Regions from separate parts of the Homo sapiens genome. Here regions 2, 3, 4 and 5 are each linked to region 1. The links are chromatin loops, found by intact Hi-C in ENCODE. Cell type or tissue: Calu3. All regions are shown on one strand. Region 1 overlaps RABGAP1L (RAB GTPase activating protein 1 like). Region 2 overlaps RABGAP1L (RAB GTPase activating protein 1 like). Region 3 overlaps RABGAP1L (RAB GTPase activating protein 1 like). Region 4 overlaps RABGAP1L (RAB GTPase activating protein 1 like). Region 5 overlaps RABGAP1L (RAB GTPase activating protein 1 like).

Region 1 (5,000 bases):
CTGATAATTATATACATATTTACAAGGCAGAAACTTAAGACAAAGTGATATTTGGCACTCTAAAATTCCTCTCAACCTCATTATATATGAAAGCATCAGCCTAACATTTTAAGTGTGCTACTGTTATATGAGTGTTTAATTATGTAAATAAATCTTTGAAAACCTGTAGACATAACACAAAGCCAACAGCAAGTTATGCCTCAGTTGCTACAGGAGTATAGATATCATGTTAGAAAAGAAAATACAGAACCAGAGTAGTGTGCAAGGCACCACCTACCATAGACCTGGGCTTGCTGATGGCCACCAGACTAGTGAGGAAGTCTTCATCGTGCAGCTGGCTGAAAACATGGGCGTCATAGGCTACCATAATGGAGATTTCTTCCATCATCTTGCCAGCTGGCCTTTCCACAGCAGCAGCTGCTGTCCCAGCTCCAGACCAGACTATCCAAGGAAAAATCCTACTGCAGCTCAGTGCCAGTGTACACACCCACCTGAGTTCGAGGGGGTGGAGTGTCAAAAATCCAGAAAGAAAGAAAGAGAAAGAAAAAAAAAGCGGCTGCTATCACAGGCTTGGCTAGCAATTCACCCCCAGTAGGAAACTAAAAGAGGTTTCTTATCTATGCAGGAAGTATACACTATAAACACCTTCTGCATTTATAACAGAGAAGCTGGAAAATTCAATTTTTGGAAACCTTTAAACTTCAAAAAAGAAATAAAGTTTCCTAACTAGAAATATCCTATAGCAATAACAACAACAAAAAAAACTGATTTGTGTTATGTTCTTGGTAATTAAAAATTTTCATAATAGCTCATCTTCTTACTGCAGTATTATTACATGAAGATTGTTCTTGGAGAAGAAGTAAATTTTCTTAGTGTTCTTAACGCTTATTTTTTCGTAATCTTAGAAAATAAACAGATGAAAACCATTTTAATTTCTCAGAATTTAAAGAATTCATAGTACAAGTGATCTCCTGAAGTCTGAAAAAAAAAATTTTCCCCTCTGAGTATTTCTGTTAAAGAAAAAAATGCCAAAACATAAAAATGAAACAGGGACAGCGATATCAATTAATAATCATTACTCCCTTTTCCTACTAAAAAAAATAAGTATTTTAAGCATAGTTTTGTGTTGTTATTCAGAAAGCAATACAAGAGTCTCATTTATAAACTGGTTGTTTTGCTCCCATAGATAAAAGTTCTCTTCATCTTTTATCTTTAAGGCTAGGGGTTTCTTTTAATTATTCAAATCAGTAGATAGCCATTAACTGTTGGTAGCTTAACCACCAGTAGTGCTTTTTAAATTACAGCTGGAGACCATAAATGAACTGCCATATTTCCAGATGAAAAGTTTGAAAGTTGCCCATAATCACCATTACAAAGTTGCTTGATCAGGAAATATAATGTATACTAATTTCATGGAAAAAGGATTAAGCAAATAAAAATAAGGGGAAGACAGATAAGGCTTCTCTGAAGTTGTTTTTCAATATTCCTAATTAAGCTAGTATCTTCCCTGCTTTTTCTAGATCATGACACTGCAGTACTTACTATGAGAAATATTCTTTGTTAGAACTAGAAATTAATTTGGCAAGTTCGTCTAAAATCAAAAGAAATAAGTTGAAATAAAACATTTCAACCAGTTGAAATGTTTAGTCTTCATTACCAATAGCAGGATTATGTTACCTAAATTTGTTTGCTTTTCAGAAAACAAAACTCAGAATGAGATCTATAGTGTTATTTTCCCATGTTTTCCAAAAGTATTTTTTTCATCTACATTAACATGATTACTTGTATAACACCTTGTCCCATTTAAATGTAATTAGTAGAGTTTTACAACTGCTATAGCATTCTAGCTTATAAGAGCGAGCACAAGGAAGGAGGGAAAAGCACCTGATTGCTAGGAAACAAGCAAATCTAATAAGCTTATTTAAACAAAAAAATGCAATATTTTAAATAAATCCACAAGATTAAAACAGCTTCAAACTGTGTTTGACCCTTGTTGGAGTCAGTAAAGCATTTTTACTTCATTTTTGTTCTACAGTGCTGCTTTGTCTGTTAAGCATTATTTTCGTTAACATTTTTTTCCTGCACATTTATCCTGACTCTGACTAACCAGGTAAAAATTAAATGATAATCAGGAGACAAGGCATTATAAGGTGTCCAGGCAGTTCATACCTTTTAAACTCCTTATCTTTTCAGAAGTACTTTAAAAGATACTGTGAACCTCTTCATGCATTCACCAGCACCAGAAGATTTCAGATTATCTTGCAACATTTTCTAGATGTGAAAGCAATTCCTCTTGCTTTCATATTTTTCTTTGCTATTCAGTGACTCAGAGCTTCCACACATGGATATCTGAATAAGGTGCACTGACAAAGACACCTGTTGTGGAAGGTAAAGAAAGTACTTCCCACAATGCCTTACTCCCTGCTGGCAACCACCCAGGGGCAAACAAGAGTTATAACCGCAGTTCAGCAGCGCCTATGCACCCTGGGAGAGTGCATTCAGCGTAACCATAGGTAATCTTCTTGGTTACGAAGAACCCTTATAACCCAAAAGAAAAGGACCAGAAAAAACAATTTTAAATAGCACCTAGAGGTGCTGTACATTAAACTCATAAAACATTTACGGCATCAGGCTATAAGCATGCAAAAACATTTTTAGAAAAATAATCAAAGGCTTTAAAAATAGTTTAAGTTTACATACACAGAAACTAATAACTTCAAATAATTCAGTCCTTTTAGAATTCTACACAGGTTCTTAGATAAATGTTTTAAAAAGCTTCTATAATTTATAACCTTCAACAGATTGTTCTAATTAGCCACAGTGACTAGAATTATTAATAACATGTCATTTCTAAACCCAAGTGGTCCTCTATTGTAGCTGCAGTGCACAGATTTTCTTGAGCAGGGACACTCTAAGTTTGATTTGCAATCTTCACCTTTTGTCACCCTTAAAATGTTCCTTAAAGTTTACTTTACTTTTCAGAGTCTGGGAAGGAAAAATTCAAGGTTTCGTTTCCCCTTATTAAGTGTACTATATTTGTGGTTCCAACGAAAAACATACTCTTTGAAAACTGATGATTAGAGAAACTGTCACTCTACCGTCATTTTCTCCGGTCTCAGAAATAACAGCTACACCAATACCCTCCAAAACTTCAGAAGCTATTGTACACAGTCCTGTCTACGAACTCCTGTTTTACCATCCCCCCAACCCATTGATTCCCTGGGTTGTTTACACCTGAGTGTCTGCAGTTATCGCCTTCACACCACGCAACTGCATTGGAAAAAAAAAAAAAAAAAAAAAAAAAGGCAGTGGTGTGGAGAATTACCTGAGATCAAGGGCTGTGGTGTGGACAATACCATTTGAAGCTAAAACTTACCAGGAGAAGAGTATCAAAACAGGCAACAGAAACCAGCCACACTCCCGGTAACCAAATAGATGGTCCTCAGTTCAAGCAGGAACTAGCTAGCTGTCCGTCCCCGGGCAAGTCATTTAACTTCGCTAGGTTTCAGTTTCCTCATGGTCATGTAAATTGAGAGGGAGAGAATAGATTCCTGGTTTCCACATGGGTATAGAAAGTCAAAAGCAATGTGTCCTATTCCTATTTCCTCCTATCAAATAGGTTTATTTGATAGAAGATATCAAATAGGTTTATTTGATAGAAATAGGTTTATTTGATAGAACCTATCGAATAGGTTTATTAGGTTTATAAACCCTTTCTGGATCTTATTAAGAAAATGTTTATGAATAAAATATCTCCAATGATTTTTAAATGTTGTTCTGAGATTTTACACTGAAAGAGTATTCCATACTAGTAGCTAATTTTGTCCCAACAGTCATCCTCCTAGAACTGTTCTTTTTAACAAAAGCATACCTGGGTCATACTATGAGTCAAATAAACCATCTATTCTCAAGTGTCAAATTTAGAGACAGCCGAAACAAAAATCAAGAAAAGCTTGAATAAGAAGTGGCTATTTTTCTATTGTGTTCTCTCCAATGCAGCAAAGTAGTTGCATTATGGGAGTAGCATTTTTTTATACATCAGTCAAAGCAGCAAGTATAAAAATTATCTCACCTCACCGGGCGCAGTGGCTCACACCTGTAATCCCAGCACTTTAGGAGGACGAGGTGCGTGGATCACAAGGTCAGGAGTTCGAGACCAGCCTGGCCAATATGGTGAAACCCCACCTCTACTAAAAATACAAAAATTAGCCAGGCGTGGTGGCGCGCGCCTGTAGACCCAGCTACTCAGGAGGCTGAAGCAGAATCACTTGAACCCGGGAGGCAGGGGTTGCAGTGAGCCAAGATTGTGCCACTGCACTCCAGCCTGGGCGACAGAGGGAGAATTCCATCTCGGAAAAAAAAAAAAAAAAAATTATCTCAACTCAGGAGAGTAGCAGTCAAGACCTTTTTCCTATATCTCATATTCTACTTGTTGAATATTCTCATCACGTCACCCATAAAATCAAGATCAGACAGAAAGAAAGACAAAACAACTACAAGAGAAATATGGCTTAGGCCAGGCACGGTGGCTCATGCCTGTAATCCCAGCACTTTTGGAGGCCGAGGCGGGTGGATCACGAGGTCAGGAGTTGGAGACCAGCCTGGCCAACATGGTGAAACCCCGTCTCTAATAAAAATACAAAAAAATTAGCCGGGCATGGTGGTGTGTGCCTGTAGTCCCAGCTACCCTGGAGGCTGAGGCAGGAGAATCGCTTGAACCCAGGAGGCAGAGGTTGCAGTGAGCCGAGATTGCACCACTGCACTCCAGCCTGGGCGACAGAGCAAAACTCTGTCTCAAAGAAATAAAAAAAGGAAATATGGTTTAGAGGGCAGAAAGGTCTTCTGCAACCCCCATATAGATGGGTAGCACCCTGGAGAAACTGTTCCTCCTGCATGACTGGCCCTCCTCTAATCTTTCATGAACATTCTTCCAGATGTTCCTAGGTAACTCTATGCAAACATTCACAAAGTATACATGACTCAATGTTAAGGATCTCCAA
Region 2 (5,000 bases), 110 kb after region 1:
ACCTTGGCCTCCCAAAGTGCTGGGATTACAGGCCTGAGCCACTGCCCTGACCAAAATTGTACATTTTATGTTACGTATATTATACTACAATAAACAAAATTAAAGGTAGTGAAGATTAGTTATTTTTTTTTGTTTTGTTTTTTGTTTTTTTTTGAGACAGTCTGACTCTGTCGTCCAGGCTGTAGTGCAGTGGCGTGATCTCAGCTCACTGCAACCTCTGCCTCCCGGCTTCAAGCAATTCTTTGCCTCAGCCTCTCGAGTAGCTGGGATTACAGGCACCCACCACCAGGCCCGGCTAATTTTTTGTATTTTTAGTAGAGATGGGGTTTCACCATCTTGGCCAGGCTGGTCTTGAACTTCTGACCTCGTGATCCACCTGCCTCGGCCTTCCAAAGTGCTGGGATTATAGGCGTGGGCCAATGTGCCCGGCCGTGAAGATTAGTTTTAAAGTGCTTAGCACAGCATCAGATACATTTTAAGTGCTCAATAAATGATAGGTGTCTTACTATTAATTTTATTTATTAAACATTTAAAAAATGCATTTGAGAGCTCATTACAAACTGTTTAAATGCTACACAATTATATTGTTATTGATGGTAGCTGTCAGATTTTTTTTACATAGATCCAACACATTGCTTGGATATCTAGAAATACCTGATAGAATGATCACAGTGCAGAGGTGTGAGTGCTAGAAAATACACACACTAACATTTCACTAATGTAGAACAAATGGGTTGTTTATATTCAAGTATGGTTATAAAGAGATTTTTAAGTTGAAATGAAAACATTTTGGTGGTATTCATCTTGAAGTATAACAAATAAAATATTCCTTTGCTCCTAATTTTATTATATTGTTCTGTAAACACTTTTTTTTTTGTAAAAGAGGCAAAGATAAATTTAGCCAAGCACTTAAACAACAAACATGCAAATTATACAAAGATTCTTATCTACTCATTAAAGGACTGAAATGGTTATATAAGACATACAAACATACACACATATACACACACCTATAGCACAGATTGACACAGCTGGCATGACATAAATTTAGAGCATGCTTCCCTGTCTCTTTATTTTATAAGTTAGGAAATTAAGTGTTAAAAGGTTAGATGATTTGATTAAAATTCCACAATAAATTGATGGCAGAAATGTAATTAAAGCCCCTCAGAATCGTATCCTGCGCATCCCCCTCAAATGTGCCATGGCAAAGGACTTGCCTCAGCCATTCTTCCTCATTCCTCTTCTACATGCTGTTCACTCTCACCCTCATGTCCTATTCTCAGGTTAGATGCCACCTTTGGAAAATGTTTACTAGTTTCCCAGAATGAATTTGGCATTCTGCCTTTAGGCTCCCAAAGATCCCTTTTAAACCCCAGGATCAAACACACTGAATTCTTATGTCTGTGTGCCTCCCCTATTAGATGTGACAACTTCAGGACACAGAATGTCATCTCTGTATCCCCTGACATCTAACCCAGGGACTGTCAATAGTGAATATCTGTTGAATAAGTGAACTAACTAACCATCACAGGCTTCTCCAAAGAGAGACAGGAAAGATGGGATCAAGGACATAGTGAGGAAGTTAGCCTTGGAATGGGGGCAGAACAGACCTTCATTAAAGACAAGAGCAAAGCAGAAGAGGATGAAGACAGAGAGGGATTTTTAAGTAAAAGGGATGGAAGCTTAAATGAGTACTTATTTTGCTCACAAAAATAGAACAAGGAGGAAACTGGATTTTTTTGTTCTGTTTGTTCTCTGTCAAGGGAGCTTGTATTTCTTAGGGTACATTAAGTTCAATTTAATCACTGACTACTTGGAAATGGTGTGTTTATTCAACTGTCTTCCCTTCTTGATATTTTGGATTGTTTCATGAGAAATAAGTAATGAGAAATTGCTTCAACAAATTTAAGGTATTATATAATATGTGCATGGTACTGTGATGATATACATTTTTTCCTGATACAGATCCCTGTTTCATAAAATGTATTATTTCTGAAACTTTAAAACTTTAAAATTCCTTGAGTATCCTAATTAGAAGCCCAGTATTTGTGTTTGTTGGTTTGTTTTAGCATTTACTAGATAGCATCTTGAAACTAACCTATCATCAAACTGAAGATGCACTAGAGAAAGTTAAAAACAAACAAATGAAATATTCAAGTAACAAATGATCCAGGAGTGGTGTTTTACTGCCACCAACAGGACAATAGGCATTCCTTCATGAAAGTTACAAAACTAATGGAATGTACAAAATCATTGCAAATCCAAAAAAAAAGTTTATGAGTTGTTTCATTCTTTTTTTCAGGTGTTTAGACTTCTATTTTTGTAACATGAATATTAACTACAGAAACTACATTCCCAACTTCAGTTCTTCCTTAAGTCACTATCTTCAAACACAGAAACAAGAACTTTTAACCCAAGTTGGTACATCAAAGACTAGGGAGAACTGAAATCCATTTTCCAGTTTCAAGGTCTTTTGCTTTTCTTTCTTTTTTTTTTGAGACGGAGTCTTGCTCTGTCGCCCAGGCTGGAGTGCAGTGGCGTGATCTCGGCTCACTGCAAGCTCTGCCTCCTGGGTTCACACCATTCTCCTGGCTCAGCCTCTGGAGTCGCTGGGACTACAGGCGCCCACCACCATGCCCGGCTAACTTCTTGATCTCATCTAGCCAACTCCCCTCCTGGCTTTAGCCTTCAAGCTGCCATTCATTATTCCTGGGCTTAAGCCAAGCTAACTTTGGGAAACATTTAGTTTATAGTTTAAATGATAATAGCCTTTCCCCAAAACTCAACCGACCTTGTAAAGCTAATGAGAGACCACCAGGCTAGGGGGATAGAGGAGCTTGAATTCTTCTATGGTGTGGACGTGATTGTCAGCCATTATTCTGGAGGTCACAAGATATGCAACTTTCCCAATTACTCCTGTAGATAACATCACTATTATAGAACCTAAGAATGGCCTTTTGGGATATCTTTTCAGGTTTTTTGCATGACACCAATGGCTCCACCTGGACCCACCAACTGCTCCTGTGGCCCCACCCAGAAGCAACTCAGCGCACAAGATGACCGTTTTCCACACCCCTATGATTGTGCCCCCAACCAATCAGCAGCAAGTATCCATTGTCTAGCCACCTCCACCCCTTCTTCCAAACTACCTTGGGAAAATCCCTAACCTTCAATGAGACTGATTTGAGTAATAATTCCATCACCTGCAAAGTGTGGCTGTCTTCATATCAATTAACCTCTTTCTTTACTGCAATGCTCCATGAATTGATTTTGTTTGTGCAGTGGGCAGGAAGCACCTGTCAGGTGGTTACAGTGACAATGGTGGTGACAGTAGTAATCCAGAAATGAAGTTCTAAGGAAAAAAAAAACTTTTCTGATAGAGGGTAAAAGAGATCAGGAACAAGACAAAGATAATTACTCTTGCCACTTCCATTCAACATTGTACTGTTAGCAGTGAATCTGTACAGGTCTGCAGCAACTCGAGATTCTTGCCTCCTCAATAAAAAGAATTTGTCCAAGAGGGCATAAGGCAGAGTGAGAGATTAAGGCAAGTTTTTGAGCAGGAGTGAGAATTTATTAAAAACTTTTAGAGCAGGAATGAAAGGAAGTAAAGTATTCTTGGAAGTGAGCCAAGCAGGCAACTTGAGAGATTCAAGTATACTGTCTGACCCTTGACTTAGGGTTTTATACATTGGCATGATTCCAGGGTTTGTGTTTCTTCTCCCCTGATTCTTCCCTTGGGGTGGGCTGTCCACATGCACAGTGGCCTGCTAGCCCTGGGGTGGGGCCGCATGTACAGTGTGTTTACTGAAGTTGTGTGCATGTTCATTTGAGGTATTTTTCCCTTACCAGTTGACTAGTGTTCCCAGAGGAGGGTCATATACCTGTTAAACTCCACCAGTTTGCCTCCTGGTGGGCATGCTTGAGCCTACTCGCAAAATCCTGAGATCTTATTAAGAAGCTGCTGATCACCAGCTTCAGGTGGTTTCTATCTATTGGGAGACAGCCTTTCCCTGGCGCAAGCTACAACCATTATGTTAGATAGTTTAACAACTGCATGACCATTACCTGATGGTCACCTGACATTCCTGGGGAGGAGGGCCCTCTCCTGTCCTGTTCATGTCTGCCTAGTTACCTATTCTGCCAGTACTGGAGGTTTTAGTCAGAGGAATTAGGCAAGAAAAAGAAAGAAAATGCATCCAAATCAGAAAGGAAGAAGTAAAAATATGTCTACAAGATGACTGATACAATTTGGCTTTGTGTCCCCACCCAAATCTCATCTTGAATTGTACTCGCATAATTCCCATGTGTTGTGGGAGGGACCAGGTGGAGATAACCGAATCATGGGGGTGGTTTCCTCCATACTGTTCTTGTGGTAGTGAATAAGTCTCACGAAATCTGATGTTTTAATAAGGGGAAACTTGTTTCACTTTGCTCTCATTCTCTCTCTTGCCACAGCCGCGTGAGATGTGCCTTTCACCTTCAGGCATGATTGTGAGGCCTCCCCAGCCACATGGAACTGTAAGTCCAATAAACCCCTTTTTTTTGTAAATTGCCCAGTCTCGGGTATGTCTTTATCAGCTGCATGAAAACATACTAATACAATGACATCTTGTATTTCAAAAATCTTGGGAAACACACAATACACATACATGAATATTAAAGCTGAAAATGAGTTCAACAAGGTTGCAGGTTATAAGATCAATATAGATAAGTTGGTTCTATTTAACCTGGGAGGCGGAGCTTGCAGTGAGCCGAGATTGCGCCACTGCACTACAGCCTGGGTGACAGGGTGAGACTCCGTCTCAAAAAAAAAAAAAAGGAAAGTCAGTTGTATTTTTGGATACCAGTAATGAGGACGCAGTGAAAATGAAATTAACAAACAATTCAATTCACAATAGCATCAAGCAGAATAAAAGTTAGAATTAAATTTTTTCAAGTGCTTTAAGACTTTTGTATGCTAAAAACCACAAAGTATCATCAAAAAAAATTAAATAAGA
Region 3 (5,000 bases), 60 kb after region 1:
GACCTTCCTAACAATAACCTGATAATTTATGTCTCCTATTTTAAATCCTTCAGTGCTTATCACTCCCCTCAGGATAAAATCCAAATTGCTTACCGTGGTTTACAAGGCTCTGCACAAGCTGGCTGGCTCCTGCTTACCTCTCTAGTCTTTTCTCTATCTACTCCCCTAACTGCCTCTCCCTCCTTGCAACCTACTCTCCAGTCATGACCTACATTCAGGTCTTGGGCAACTCCATATTTTTTTTACCTATGGGCTTCTGCATATTGTCTGCATGAAACATCCTTCTCCCTGCCTTGATACACTCCTTAACTCCTAATAATCTTTCAGATTTCATTTTAACTCTTACTTCCTCTGAAAAGTCCTCTTGGCATAGTTCCTGGGACACAACAGGCACTCAATAAATAACTTTTCTTTCCTAATTTTCTTCCTTTAGGTTAATGTCAGATTTTGCCTTTTAATTTTGCTCAAATTATTTTACTAATGAAATACAAGTGAAATAAACTAACATATTTTAAAAAGCTCTATTATAAAGCTCTACCAACAGAAAATTTTGGATGATTGTGCTTATGAACTTTGCTACTACTGAAGTCCATCGTAAATATGGTACTTGGAACATTATTCCAAATAAAAATCAACTTAAAAACAAAACAAAACAAAAAAAAAGGACTGACCGAGTGCAGTGGCTCACGCCTGTAATCCCAGTACTTTGGGAAGCCAAGGTGGGTGGATCATGAGATCAGGAGATCGAGACTATCCTGGCCAACATGGTGAAACCCTGAATCTACTAAAACACAAAAAATTAGCCAGGCATGGTGGCGCACGCCTGTAGTCCCAGCTACTCGGAAGGCTGGGCAGGGGAACTGCTTGAACCAGGGAGGCGAAGGTTGCAGGAGGCAGGGATCGCGCCATTGCATTCCAGCCTGGTGACAGAGCAAGACTCCATCTCAAAAAAAAAAAAAAAAGACTTGTTTCTTAGCCTTTGGAGAATAATTCTCAGGAAAAGTTTACATGGCCATAGAGCTAAGCTACATATGCACCTATTTGAGCTGTAAGGAGGCATAAAATACTGAATCATAAATCATAAACCAATCAAATACCTGACAGTTTCTGACCAACAGGAATGGTAATTTCATCAATTCAACCTGATACAATATAAATGGTATTGAATAAAAATATGTAGAAAAACAGGTAATCAGATCAAGAATTATAAAGATTATGTGTATATGCACTTAATAAAGCTATATATTACGAGGCCTGGTGTGGTGGCTCACGCCTGTAATCCTAACACTTTGGGTGGCCAAGGGGGGTGGATAACCTGAGGTCGGGAGTATGAGACTAGCCTGATGGAGAAACCCCATCTCTACTAAAAATAGAACATTATCTGGGCGTGGTGGTGCATGCCTATAATCCCAGCTACTCGGGAGGCTGAAGCAGGAGAATTGCTTGAATCCGGGAGGCGGAGGTTGCAGTGAGCTGAGATGGCACCATTGCACTCCAGCCTGGGCAACAAGAGCAAAACTCTATCTCAAAAAAAAAAAAAAAAAAAAAAGCTATGTATTATGTTACTAAGAAAAACAAAATGCTCATATGTTCATACAAAGAAATTCAAATTTCTGGTAATTCAGAGTCTCTGAAGCCAAAATCCAAGTTTAAGAAGCTCTGCAATGGCAGCATTTTTAACTATAAGGCAAAAATCAAAGTATGATATTTAATAAAAACTGACTCCCTGGGAAAATACAGGATATTCATATTAGGCACTTTAAACATCTTTTATTTAGGTCTTGATTTCAATATTAAAAGTAACCAAATGACTGTTCAAAGTAAAGCCTGATGGGTCAATATGTTTTCTGATTTTGGCCTAGTTGAAACCATAGGAACAGAAGGGTATTAGAATAACTTGGAGTCACATTAGTTAAATTACCAGTTTAGAAGCTATTGAAAATGTTCCTGATATTTAATGTCATACAAGTTTTGGAAAAATAAAATTATTTATCCAATCTAATGTGCTTTATTAACAAATCTTGTTGGTACACTCACAGAAATAAACCACATACAGAGCTAACAAGTTATTTTTTGCTTGCAACTGCTGCATCTATTTTAAAGCCAGTTTCAGTTTCACTGAAATCACTGGTTACAGTTCCTTAAAATTAAAGGAAAGTGATTATTTTGGGGGGTAATTAAATGGGAACATGTCCATTCAAAAAAGACACAACTATATACAACACCAACTTTGAAAATAATTTAAAAATGTTTAAAACTTGATTACTTTTGGCAGAAATTCTATCTTTAATCTTAAATAGGCTATGGATAAGGAGTTAAACTTTCTTGCCTATTCCATGCCTGCAGTCACCTTTGTCCATGAATGCTTTGTCTAACACATAAGTCTCAGTCTATAAGTCCATCATCTCCTAAAATTTCCAACTGCCAGCACAAGCTGCTGTAATGATGGCATGATGACTCACATCCTTACCTACACATGCACTTCCATTATTCATTGTAACACCTCGTCATCTACAGCCTCTCATGGGTTGTGGCAGATCAGAGTGGGGAACGGGGAGGTGGTAGGAACAGTGGGATAGGTCTTAGTGTTTTTTCAAAACTACAAGCTATTGTAAAATCGATTTAGTGGGTTGTGGTCAGCCTTTTGGTTTGGGGATTTTCTTGGGATCCGGGGAGAAGTTTAAAATACAATACAATACAATACAATAGGTTGGGCAATGGTGGCTCACACCTGTAATCCCAGCACTTTGGGAAGCTGAGACGGACGGATTACTTGGGGTCAGGAGTTCGAGACCAGCCTGGCCAACATGGTGAAACCCTGTCTCTACTAAAAATACAAAAATAGCCAGGCGTGGTGGCACATGACTGTAGTCCCAGCTACTCAGGAGGCTGAGGCAGGAGAATTGCTTGAACCTGGGAGGTTGCAGTGAGCAGAGATTGTGCCACTGCACTCCAGCCTGGGCAACAGAATGAGACTCCATTTCAAAAAAAAAAAAGGAAATACAATACAATAGAACAAAAAACATCAGAGTGCCTCAGTGTAAGGGTAAGTATCTCTTCAGTTATGTGTATGTAAGTACGTACATATAGTCATGGTCTTGACATAAAAGCAACCAAAATATAGGTCTTGGTTTAAAAACAATTTTAGACCTTTGGATTGGAGACCTACATTCTAGTCCCAGCACAATCCCAGCCCAATACTGGATGACTTATGTCTTCCTTCTTTCAGTTTCACCTCACATCTGCCTCACAATCATTCACTCTACAATTATATGTTATAAATGAAATGGTGTCCCGTGGATACCGTCTTAAATATCCAAGAAAAAGGCATTCTCCTTAGATAATGCAAAGAAAACCCCACAAAAAACTATTAAAACTTTACAAATTATTAAATTATTAAAAATTTTAAATTATTGAAATCTTATTAAAAGCTTTAAAAATATTCATATTTACCTATTCATGTCCAAAAAATTTATTCTGGTTGTACCCAGCACTTCCCTTCCAGGAGCAGTCCATTTGGATTATATTTTGAACTTGTTTTCTAACATTTTACGCTTCTCCATCTCTCAGATCCCATGTTTCTGGATTGATAATAACTAGCCACCTCCAGGAACTTCATAAATTATATTGGAGAAAAAAATTTTCCCTATACATTTCATGTTTTTCAATTGTTTTCCTGGGTTTCTTTTGTCCTCAGTGACTTGGCAATCCTCTGAGATTTCCCTTGAAAACCTTTAACTTTTCACCTTACCTGTACCTCTTATTTCTCTACTCTTTTATTCTTAGAAATAAATATTTTATTTTAAAGGATGCCTACAACATTGACCCAATTTACAATACTTCTCTCTGGCATCTCCGAAACAATCAGTTGGCTGAAGCCTACCTTTCAAACTCACCACCCACAAAATTCAGTCAAAGGCATCATGCCCACTAGAGTATACTTTCAAAGTTACAAATAAATGTGGCTTACACTTTGGCCAAATAAAACAATCAGTCGTGAAGGCTTTAAAGAGTTTGCATTTCAGAATGAAAACTTCAGAAATCCATCTTTCTTATGATAGCTTTGGAAAATGATCTCTTTGAATATAAAGCTCACTTGAAAGACAAAATAATTTTTTTCTGCCCAGTTACTTACTTTCAGTGTACTTTTTAACTGTACTTTTTAACATTTATAATTTGATTTAAATTTAAAAAGATTGTGTTATACCAAAAAATGTTACAGTGGCTCTGGTGCCTAAAAGAAGTCTGTGTCAAAGTACCTTTTAAGTAATATGCTTAATAAGTTGATGGTGACTCTTATCTCCTAGTTGCGTAGTTCAAAATCAGTGCAATCATTTTAACTCTTCTTTTCTCCTCACACTCACATTTAATATATCAGGAAATCTTATTGGTTCTCTTTCAAAAATACTCAGGTTCCAACCATCTCCATCTCCACTCCATCTCTATCTCCACTGTTAACACCCTGGTTCAGTCTATCATCATCTCTCAAGAGGATTACTCCAAAATCTCCTGTTTGATGTCCCTACTTCTCTTACCTTCCTATGGTTGTTTTTAACAAAATAGCCATTGTGATCCTTTAAAAACCTCAGACAGATCATATCATTGCTCCACTAAAAACCCTGCAAGAGCTCCCTGCTTCACTCAAAGTAAAGCCTAAATGCTTACAATGGCCTACATTTTCTGGCTCTTTGTGAGCATTCCTACTACTCCCATTTCATTCACTTCACTCCAGCTGCACTGGCCTTCCTGTTTCTCAAGCCCACCCAGGCATGAGGCAGTCTCTGGACCTTTGAACTGGCTATTGACTCTGCCTAGAAAGCTTTTCCCCAGGACATCTCCATGACTAATCTCTCATCTCCTTCATTGACTCAGTGAGGTCCACATTGACTATCTAATAACAATCATAACCTTTGCTCCCCCACTAATCCAACCTCCCTTTATCTTCCCCTACTCTCTTTTTTTTCACAGCTATTTATCACTTTCTAACATGTTAAATAAAT
Region 4 (5,000 bases), 91 kb before region 1:
TGATAAAAAAACAAACAAAAAAACGAAACAAACAAACAAACAAAAAGAAAGAAAAAAAAAAAACCAAGTCACTAATTCTTATGAAGCAAGGCCTTTCCTTAACTAAACACTATGAACTTGGTATGTTCACAACTATTTTCAGAATAGCTATTTCATGTCTTCCATTCCAAAGTATCAAAATTGCTTTCTTTGCTACTGTTAACAGTTATAGGAGATTCAAAAGAGAGCTGACAGGAAAGACTAATGTCATGAGACCTTCCTGTTTTTCAGATTTACACGTCTAACAGTGTTTTCTGCAAAGGTGGCAAAAACTCAGACAAAGCAGTGACAAAAAACTAGAAGACAAATATATGTTTTGGAAGATAGTTTATCATAGCATACCAGGTAATGTGAAGTTAATTGTATCTTCTATATAACAACCTGGTGTTTGTTATATTGAAAGAGAAGACAATTTCTTTCTTTTTCCTGTTTTTTAAAACAAGGGCTAAGAAACACATGGTAAGGGCAAAGTCTGAGGCTTTCACAGAGGCAGAGGATCCATAAACAGGGAAGGCTGTCAGAGAAGTTAAAGGACAAAACCGCACCTTGATTATACCAGCCACCAGGGCCCATTTCTGTCTTTTTTTTTTTTTTTGGAAAAAAATAAGAATAGTTGGAGAATGTTAAAACATTATTGAAAAACATATCGACTAAAAAAGATAAAAACAATCCCAAATCACTTTAATACTTTAAATAAATTCACAATAGAATTCTACTCAGTGTTAAAATACTGGAGAAGGCTGGGTGCAGTGGCTCATGACTGTAATCTCAATACTTTGGGAGCCTGAGACCGGAGGATTGCTTGAGCCCAGGAATTCAAGACCAGCCTCAGCAACATGGCAATACCCCATCTCTACAAAAAAATTTTTAAAAATTAGCTGGGTACAGCTGGGCACAGTGGCTCATGTCTGTAATCCCAGCACTTTGGGTGGCTGAGGTGGGTGGACCACTTGAGGTCAGTTCAAGACCAGCCTGGCCAACATGGTGAAACCTCATCTCCACTAAAACAAAACACAAAAATTAGATGGGTGTGGTGATACACACCTGTAATCTCAGCTACTCGGGAGGCTGAGGCAGGAGAATTGCTTGAACCTGAAAGGCAGAGCTTGCAGTGAGCCAGAATTGCACCACTGCACTTCAGCCTAGGTGACAGAGTTAGTGAGACTCCATCTCAAAAAAAAAAAAAAAAAAAAATTAGCTGGGTGGTGTGGTGTGCACACATGATCCCAGCTACTGGGGAGGCTGAGGTTGGAGAATCACTTGAACCCAGGAAGTCAAGGCTGCAGTGAACTATGATCATGCCACTGCACTCTAGCCTGGGTGACAGAGTGAGAACCTGTGTCAAAAAAAAAAAAAAGAAAGAAAGAAAATATAATAACAGGAAATGCTTACGCTGCCTTCCTTGTAGGGGGGAAAAAAACCCCAATAAATAATTGGAGAATCTCATTGTAACAATATAAACAACCAATATTAACTGTAGGTAGTGAATTTTCTTTATTGTTGTCCTTGTTCTTTTAAAAATGTTTTCAAGTTTTCTACAATGAATATATATTTGTAATAGGATTTAAAAAATAGTTTTATTAAGAAAAAAAGGAATTCAGAATTTTAATTCCATTGGAAGGGATAAGATGCCAAAATGAGAAAAAAAAATTTAAGTCCACTTCTGTTAGAAGGTCATATTCTACACAAAACCATATTGGATCCTCCTTTTTGACCAAGATATAATGTAACCCCTCAGAAGTGGTGCCTTGTGAGGAACTCTTTCCCTAGATGTTCCTGAGAAGACTGTGAATGCTCTTGTAGAGGCAACTTGTACTCATCAGATTCTGTCTGTTCCCCTCAATCTACAGAAGTTACACCCTCCCACAGAAGCATAATAAATGTGGAGACTAAAAAACAAATTTCTAAAAAGCCAGAGCTTCTACAATGAAATCTTTGAATCTTTGCCTAAGCAACACAATTTCTAGCAGGGGCTGGAGAGTTAGCCTTTATTTCTGATATATCTATTACTCCTTTTCATGGAAAAAAAACATATAGGAAACTTAGATTAAAAAAAAAGATTTGAGAAGCTTTTTCAATAAATTTCCTCCCAGCCAGGAAAGAGTAACAATACCAGCACAATTTCAACATGACATATTTCACAATGCAGGCTGCTTAGCCAGGGAAGAGATTTTTCTCATTTCTTGATAAATATCTTCAAGAAACTAAGATAAGACTACTTCAATAGGTATTCCTGAGTTAAGTATCCTATTGCTATTGAAATTGTACTTGTATAACCCCAAAGTACAAAAAGCTCCCTCGACTATTATGTACATTACATTCATTTGGCACAAGTGAAAATGTTGCCACTACCAGTTTTTCAGGTTACAATTACATGCTTAGAATTGAGTTAAAGTAACCTCCAAGTAAAGTCATAGGATGTTCATGGAAAAGTACTTTGTTCAAGTATTTAGAAATCATACCAGGTAGCTACTTCACTGTTGATTAGAGATAAATGTCTGATGGATTATCTGTTATATAAGAAAGAGGTGTGAGTTCAGCTGAAATTCTGACTAGTAACTTCTCATTACAATGACTGTTGCAACTGAAACCCTTCCTTACAGACACACAGCTAAAGGGGCAAGGGCAAGGGTGGGAAAAGATTTGGGAGAAACTGAGTGTCTCAGAGTCCCTGCAAAGCAAAATAGCCTAGAGGGCACGCCTACTGGCTTTTGCTTTAGCAAGAAGCTTCAATTTAGTGTCTGCAAAGCAAGCAGCACAGTGGGAAGTGTCAGACTCCTGCTCTGCACTCACAGACAAGTGGGAAAGCAAGCTACGGGGCCAAAAATGCAGTATCATCCTCCAAAGTATGAACCCAGGGTGAGTGCTACTGAGCACTACAGTGAGACCCTGCTACTGAGATGGAGATTTTCTACAAAGAACTTGCCCACACTTACCTACTGAGGGCTAAACAGAGCTTATATTAACGTGGCTGTCTTTTACAGTTCTTCTCAAGGAGCCAAAACTGTTTTCAATACTGACCAATTCTAGAAAAAGTTTGCCTGTATACTAGAATGGAGAAGAGAGTTTGGTTTTGATGGTCTTGGAAAAGGCAGTAACCCTGCTTGGTTCATTTTGAAATGTTGACAAGGGTTGCCCATGGAAGACAGACTTAAAGTCAGCCCCAATAACCTCAGTCAGCCCAGAGAAATTCACATGCTGTAAGTTTGCACAAGCAGATGTGCTAAATGCTCAAAGCCTGTAAACAAAACAGGCAAACTGGCTCCCTCTTGCCTTTCAGAAAAGATTACAGGAGACACTGCTTACATAACTCTTAAAACTCACATCACACTGTCTGAAACATATACTCCCCATCTCACACAACTGACACCGTTTGAACAAAAAGCAGATAACAACTGTCCTCATAGTTTCACCCCTTATGGATAGGAGATGTACAGCTGGGAAAGTTTGGTTAGTAACTTTTGGGAGGAGGATACTGCATTTTTCAAAGAGACAGACACTGATGTTACAGACATACATAGATTAAAAAAAAAACTTACCTCCTCAAAAGTCATAGACCAACTACTGTTTTCAATCATAGGTACAAAGACAATTAAAAAAAAAGAATATCCAATGAAATTGAACACCTACTAAAATATTTATGAAATGGCAATAACAAAAACAGACACTTCTTAATGCTCTTTTGCTTTTCCTTTGAGTGTCATATAACTCTAAGTTCTCTCTGTGACCGCAAACATTCAATGGAACAAAGATACTTGAGGTAGCCAGTGGGCAAGTCTCAACTCAGGAAGACTCATATCTTCAAACTCCTCCCTCTCCACATTGCTGTTTACAGTTTGCATGAATGACTAAAATGCTGTATGTGGGACTATTAAGGAACTACGGTGTGAGGTGTTGATACTGTGTTGTTAAAGCTGGGTGGAAGGAACTTCCTTATATGACAAGGTCAGAAATCTTGCAAAATAGTTCATCTTCAGACAAAAGAATGAAATTGCTGGGCAGGGCAATGCAAAAGAAAAATGGATCCTGGATCTCATGTGTACCTGGGGGCTGAAGTCTGGGTGAAGCGGTTCAAGGGATTGTGAACGTCATTTATTTCAAGATGAGAAACCAGAGAAATGTGAACTGTTAATTAAAAGTAAAGAAACTAAGCTTTAAAGGAAAAAATGACGAGGAGGGAGGCGGCTTTATAAACCCTAGCTCAATATTTTGGGTGTTGTCTGCTGCTATGATGAATTCTTGGCACATGCTTTTAAAGACTTTTAAGGGTCAGGAGAAAATGTTTTCCTAAAAGACTCAGTGCAAATTTATTAGCAACAACACACTCAACTCTCACATATTTTCTTTTGGATACCTCTTTTAAAAGAGTTGACAGCTATCATATTCAAGTTTTCAAATGCCTACAGATAAAATGTTTAAATATCTATGTTGTCCATAATGAAGATCTGAGAAAGAAAATATGGATATTTGAAGGTTTTGTGCTTCCCTCCTTTACTCATCACATCCAATTTTATCTTTGTAGTGGAAAATTTCAAATTTTTAAATGTCAAACTAAAAACAAAATCTTGTCAGTGATAAATGACAGCTGGCCAAACAGACTGCATTTCTTTCAGCGCTTAAAAAACTATCTTAGGTTATACTCTTGCACAGGGGTCAGCAAACTTCTAGTGTAAATTGCCAGAAAGTAACTATATTAGGCTTTGCAGGTCGCATGGTCTATGTTGAAATTTCTCAACTCTACAAATGTCATACAAAACCAGCCATACACTATAAATAAATAAACAGGTGTGGTTGTGTTCCAATAAAACTTGGTTTACAAAAACTGGCAGTGAGCCAGATTTGGCCTATAAACCACAGTCTGCAGATCCTTGCTCTACTCTAGTACACAAATCAAATTTTCAAAAAGCAGATGCATTCTAGATGATATAGAAACATATTAGTGTCAGGTAATTTTCTCAGTA
Region 5 (5,000 bases), 76 kb after region 1:
AGAGCTCAAGCTTGAGAACCCAACTCCCTGTGGATTTTATTGCTAATTAATTTTTTCAGACTAGAGGCAGTTTAAATTCATCCCTAATGCAGAGTTGAGTATGCAAAATATTCTTAATTACCAATTTATGTTTTCCTTCAAAACACTGAAAATGTAAATGCCAAAGAGAGGTGGCACCAAATTACTGGAAAGTTACCATTGGAAGCCTTTGAGTCACAAAGTTGAGTAGTCTTTAGGATGCAGAAATATATTAGACCAAGCCTGATTCCTCAGAGATGTAGAGAATTTGTTGAAATATAGTTTAGCACTTCACAATATCAAAACTCCTGAAATAAAATGCTTCTCATTTCACTTACAAAACAAAACAAAACAAAACAAAACTCCTTTCTAAATAGAATCATGAATCCTTAGTTTTCTCCTTTAAGAAAAAGATGAGGTTCAGGGAAGTAATGACTTCACCTGGACATTAAAACACATGTCTTCAGCTCTTTTTATTTCTTCTTTAAATGACAAAGGAACTACATTTCTCAAAAATATCCCCCCTATAATTGTATGCTAGTCACTGCATCAAACTTTGTTTTGGAATGACAAATAGACTTTCCTTAGGATGGGAAATTTCTTATTTACATGGCTATCTAACATGTCTGTTATGATTGTACAGAAGAGATTATATTTGCATGTAAATACATACATAAAGACTGAACTAGTAATTGTAAAGATAAGTATAAATAGAGATGAATTATAGTGAAGGGAGATATAGGAGAGAAAAGAGTTAAATTCAGTCATGTAAATACTGTACTGAAAAGACTCTAATATGAGAGAACCATAGTGAGGAAATAGTCTAAAATGGTATTAAACTCCATTCTATAAAACAGACAAGGCTAAATTATTCTTATTCCATTACCACATAATGGTATAGGACTACTGTAAACCAATTACCTTATAGAATAGTTGCTAGGTATAGTTCTCAAGCCTGCAACAGCGATTGTGGGTATTTAATTTTAACCCTTGGTAGGAAATGAGGAAGGGTGATTTTTCTCTTATTCAGGAAATCAAATAACAAGCAAGTCAGACTTCCCAGATTCACAGCACAGAAGCCAGCAGCTTTAAGCTGTTTCACAGATAAACAGTTCAATCATTCTAGGAGAGAAACCTAAAATTTCCTACCAAAGTATTTTTAGGTGGTAAAATTCTCTATCAAAAAACAAAACAAAACAACAATCAAATTGGCAATCTAATGGGGAGGTTAGAAAGCAAACCACACACAGTCTAGATAAGTTGCTATGTCTGTTGTAAAATTTAACCCTTTGGAGATATACATAACAGAATGCCTACATCAAGCACTTGGGTATTCTGCTTTATTGCTGAGCCTAGCCAGGCAGAAAACCATTTTTTTGCTGCCACAGAGATAATGCCACTAATGTGACCCTGGGCTCTGAGAAAAGAGCCATGATCTCCTCTAACCAATTAAGGGGTGGTGTGGACCAGGCTCCAAATGAGCTGCACAACAGTGGCCACTCAGCATTTCCTTCTCGGCAGAATGGGGAGAAGGAGAAGAAAACCAGAGACAACAAGCCTCTTTCAGAGATACAAGGAATTTTCACAGAGGATAGCAGATTCCCTACAAATGAAGTTCAATGAAAAACAATCTCACCGCCAGAAGCCGAGGCACAAACAGACGATGCCCCATCCCCAGAAGTTCCAGCACTCGACACGCATACTCATTCACCAGCTTGCTCCTCTCGTCGTGCATGTCCTGGGACTTTTTGACAGGAGGTGTGAGCTTAGCAGCTGGGGCTGGGCAGGGCACCCCTTCTTCCATGAGCACTAAGTAGGTATCCAGAATGAGAAAGATGGATCTCTTATCCACAATATTAAGAACTGCGGTGGGAGGGGAGCCAGGTTTAGGTCTCCCTGGGAGGACGTACAAGCCAGTCTGTGGTGGGAATTGTCAGCTAATGTCTCCACAAGAAAAACATTTTGGCTAAATTATCCACTGCGAGAACCCCAAAGTAGACTGGAAAATGAAAATGAAATCAAGTACTGATCTAAATAAAAAACGGCAAAAGCAATCGAATGCGAGAAAATGGCCAAGAGTGATGCAGGAGAGTTCAGATACATGTGTAAAAACGGACAAGCTGCTTAGAAGGGTCTAGCATGTGAGAATGTGTGAGAGTGTGTGTGTGTGTGTGTGTGTGTGTGTGTGTGTGTGTGTGTGTGTGTGCGAGAAAGGGTGTGTGTGCGTGTCTATGTGTGAGAAGACAGCAGCAGCAGTAGCCAGGAAGCCAGGGCAGTTGTGAAGCTGCAAGGAGAAAACGATGAGCTCATTGCAATCCTCGATTCGTGACAAGCAGCGCTGTTGTTGCTGCTGCTGCTGCTACTGCTGCTGCTGCTGCCTCTCGCTGTGAATCAGTAATGAAGGGGTAGGGAAGGAAGGGGAGGGAAGAGGAGGAGGTAGGTGAATGAGCATGCAGAGTGTGTCTCAGGGGAGAATGCTGTAATAAGAAGCCAATGGCGAGCCATTGGACAGATGCGCTTCCCCCTCCCAGTCTACCTTCAATCAGTGTTAGTCTGACAGCTTATGCTGTTGAATCCTAAGCCACAGAGAGATGAACTAGCTTTTCCTAACATGTGACGCTCACAGAAAAAAATCAGACAGCCAGTCATCTGAACAGCTGACCTTTATTCACTCTTGCTTTCTAACAACGAGAATAGATCTTATACTTGGATTTAAAGTGGGATGTTCCAATCCTTATTAGATGACTGAAACCGCTACAGAAGAGAGGTATTAGGGTAAAATGATAGAGTATGGACAGAAGAGCCAAAGACCAAGCAACCAAGAAATGACACACCCTCAAGTTGAAGTGTTTATGCAATAATAATGACTCTTTGCAATGCAAATACAAGAAGCATTTCAGGATTCTGGGAAGGCTGGCCATGATTAAAAGGAAGATTTTTGTAAACAAGCAATATGATAAATAATAAAAACCTAACACGTATTAAGAGTATACATTTAAAGAACTATTAGAATTGAAATTCTCAAAGCAAAAATAACTTTTGTATGCCACAGACCTTGATAAACACTCAGCTAATAGTTGAAAACATTGTTCTGATAAATCTCTGGTCAAATTAATCCTTCCCCAGTAATATAAAAATTATCCATAGTTCAAAATTTTACAATCTTAGTGCTAATGTGTTATATTAGTTTACTTGTTGTGAATAAATAATCAGTTGTAGCCAAATGAAGGCAAAATGACCAAATCACCATAGGGACAGTCTCTTAACTTTATCCTAACAATTAACTAATCCATATTCAGCATCTTGATTCTGTGGTTCTGTAGTTGCTCTCTTAAGTACCAGGCTGGTTTCTCCATACAAATTATAGCATGGTACAAAGAGAAACAAGGCTAAGAGAGCCAGAGCATGTATTTTGTGAGTCTTAGTTTTCTACTCTGACAAATAAGAGTTACATATCTACAAATAACCAAATAGAAACATATTTATTGATGTATGTCTGTAGGCCTAAATAAATAGATTAATTATGAAAATGAGCTTAAAGAAATAGGAAGGGAGATTCTGCCTCCCTTAACAATATATTATTTGGTTTTGTTTTTCCAAAATCTCAGAAAAACAAGAATTTTAAGAAATTTAACATTTAAGTATTATTTAACAAGTTATTTTAAATGAAATATTTATATATTGCTGTCAAGCCTTTTATCTCTTCCAAAAATGATTTCTTTTTTTTTTTGTTTGAAACGGATTGTCGCTCTGTCACCCAGGCTGGAGTGCAGTGGCAGCATCTCAGCTGCAAGCTCTGCCTCCCGGGTTCACATCATTCTCCTGTCTCAGCCTCCCGAGTAGCTGGGACTACAAGCGCCCGCCACCACACCCAGCTATTTTTTTTTTTTTTTTTTGTATTTTTAGTAGAGATGGGGTTTCACCGTGTTAGCCAGGATGGTCTCGATCTCCTGACCTTGTGATCCGCCTGCCTCGGCCTCCCAAAGTGCTAAAATGATTTCTTAACAAACTAAATAAAGTAGAGCTAGGAACAGTAGTGTGTGCCTGTATTCCCAGCTACTCCAGAGGCTGAGGTGGGAGGATCCTTTGAGCTCAGGAGTTCCAGGCTCTAATGTGCTACGTTCCTGCCTGTGAACAGCCACTACACTCTAACCTGGGCAACATAGTGGAACCCCATCTCTAAAAACAAAAACAAAAAACTATGCAAAGTAAAGATCTTAATGTAAAATGATCATAAGCATAGAATATTACGTATATACAAATAAATTTCAGGTCCTAAAGTTCTGGAGTAAATGTTTGATGTACTGCCTAGGATGAGGATAGGTTCAGCTGGAAGAGGGAGGCCATAAGAAGGAAAAGGTTCTGGGCCTTTCATACTGTATCCCTAAACACACACACACACCCACACCCACACACCACACACCACACCCCACACACACACACACATCCCCCCACACCTCCCCATACCCCACACCACACACACACTCCCCACACACCCCCCCACACACCCACACTCCCACTCCACACTACACGCCCACACACCACCACATACACCCCCACACATCACACCCCCCACACCCTCCTGCACACACCCACAGACACACCACACACACACCCCCTACACACACATCCCACACACCACACACACACACCCCCCCAACACCACGCACATTTAGACACACACACACTCCCCTCAGCTCCATTTTTACCTTGTATATATACTGGTGTTCTGCATTAAATTTTGTTTGATAGGACTGTGCTACTGCTATGTACAGCACTGCCATAGACATTTCACATTTAAGAACAAGGGAACATCCTGAATTGCTCTTAAATGTGAATGAAGAATTCAGTGACTTCTTAGGTTATAGGATTTTTTTCTAGTTGACTTTTTAAAGGGTAGGGAAGATGTTTCCACTCAACTAACTTGGTCTTGAAAAGTACTAGCTGAAGCATTTTTTCTTACATAAACCAGAAACAGGACT

The links. Hi-C counts contacts between places; a loop is a spot of excess contacts. Peaks named below come from ENCODE experiments on the same cell type or tissue, not always from the same donor. Only the 100,000 strongest peaks of a DNase experiment are listed, where the experiment ranks them.
Region 2: a loop joins it to region 1, with 6 times the contacts of the local background. A loop is called at or near these places in 9 of 110 quality-filtered maps.
Region 3: it touches region 1 in a loop (3.0-fold over the local background); 5 of 110 quality-filtered maps call a loop at or near these places.
Region 4: a loop joins it to region 1, with 4 times the contacts of the local background. A loop is called at or near these places in 15 of 110 quality-filtered maps.
Region 5: it touches region 1 in a loop (3-fold over the local background); 10 of 110 quality-filtered maps call a loop at or near these places.

Annotation. Positions count from the first base shown.
Region 1 is chr1:174,872,883-174,877,882 of GRCh38, reverse strand. The region is part of intron 19 of RABGAP1L (RAB GTPase activating protein 1 like); the gene reads right to left. Among named protein-coding and RNA genes, the nearest start is that of RABGAP1L-AS1, 79 kb to the left of the region's middle. In Calu3, no CTCF peak of the experiment used is centred here; DNase peaks (open chromatin) are centred at 432, 2,432, 3,212 and 3,462.
Region 2 is chr1:174,767,349-174,772,348 of GRCh38, reverse strand. The region is part of intron 18 of RABGAP1L (RAB GTPase activating protein 1 like); the gene reads right to left. Among named protein-coding and RNA genes, the nearest start is that of RABGAP1L-AS1, 180 kb to the left of the region's middle. In Calu3, a CTCF peak has its summit at 2,185 (motif pointing left); no DNase peak of the experiment used is centred here.
Region 3 is chr1:174,812,697-174,817,696 of GRCh38, reverse strand. The region is part of intron 19 of RABGAP1L (RAB GTPase activating protein 1 like); the gene reads right to left. Among named protein-coding and RNA genes, the nearest start is that of RABGAP1L-AS1, 140 kb to the left of the region's middle. In Calu3, no CTCF peak of the experiment used is centred here; a DNase peak (open chromatin) is centred at 2,526.
Region 4 is chr1:174,963,564-174,968,563 of GRCh38, reverse strand. The region is part of intron 20 of RABGAP1L (RAB GTPase activating protein 1 like); the gene reads right to left. Among named protein-coding and RNA genes, the nearest start is that of RABGAP1L-AS1, 12 kb to the right of the region's middle. In Calu3, no CTCF peak of the experiment used is centred here; a DNase peak (open chromatin) is centred at 3,913.
Region 5 is chr1:174,797,155-174,802,154 of GRCh38, reverse strand. The region is part of intron 18 of RABGAP1L (RAB GTPase activating protein 1 like); the gene reads right to left. Among named protein-coding and RNA genes, the nearest start is that of RABGAP1L-AS1, 150 kb to the left of the region's middle. In Calu3, no CTCF peak of the experiment used is centred here; a DNase peak (open chromatin) is centred at 2,384.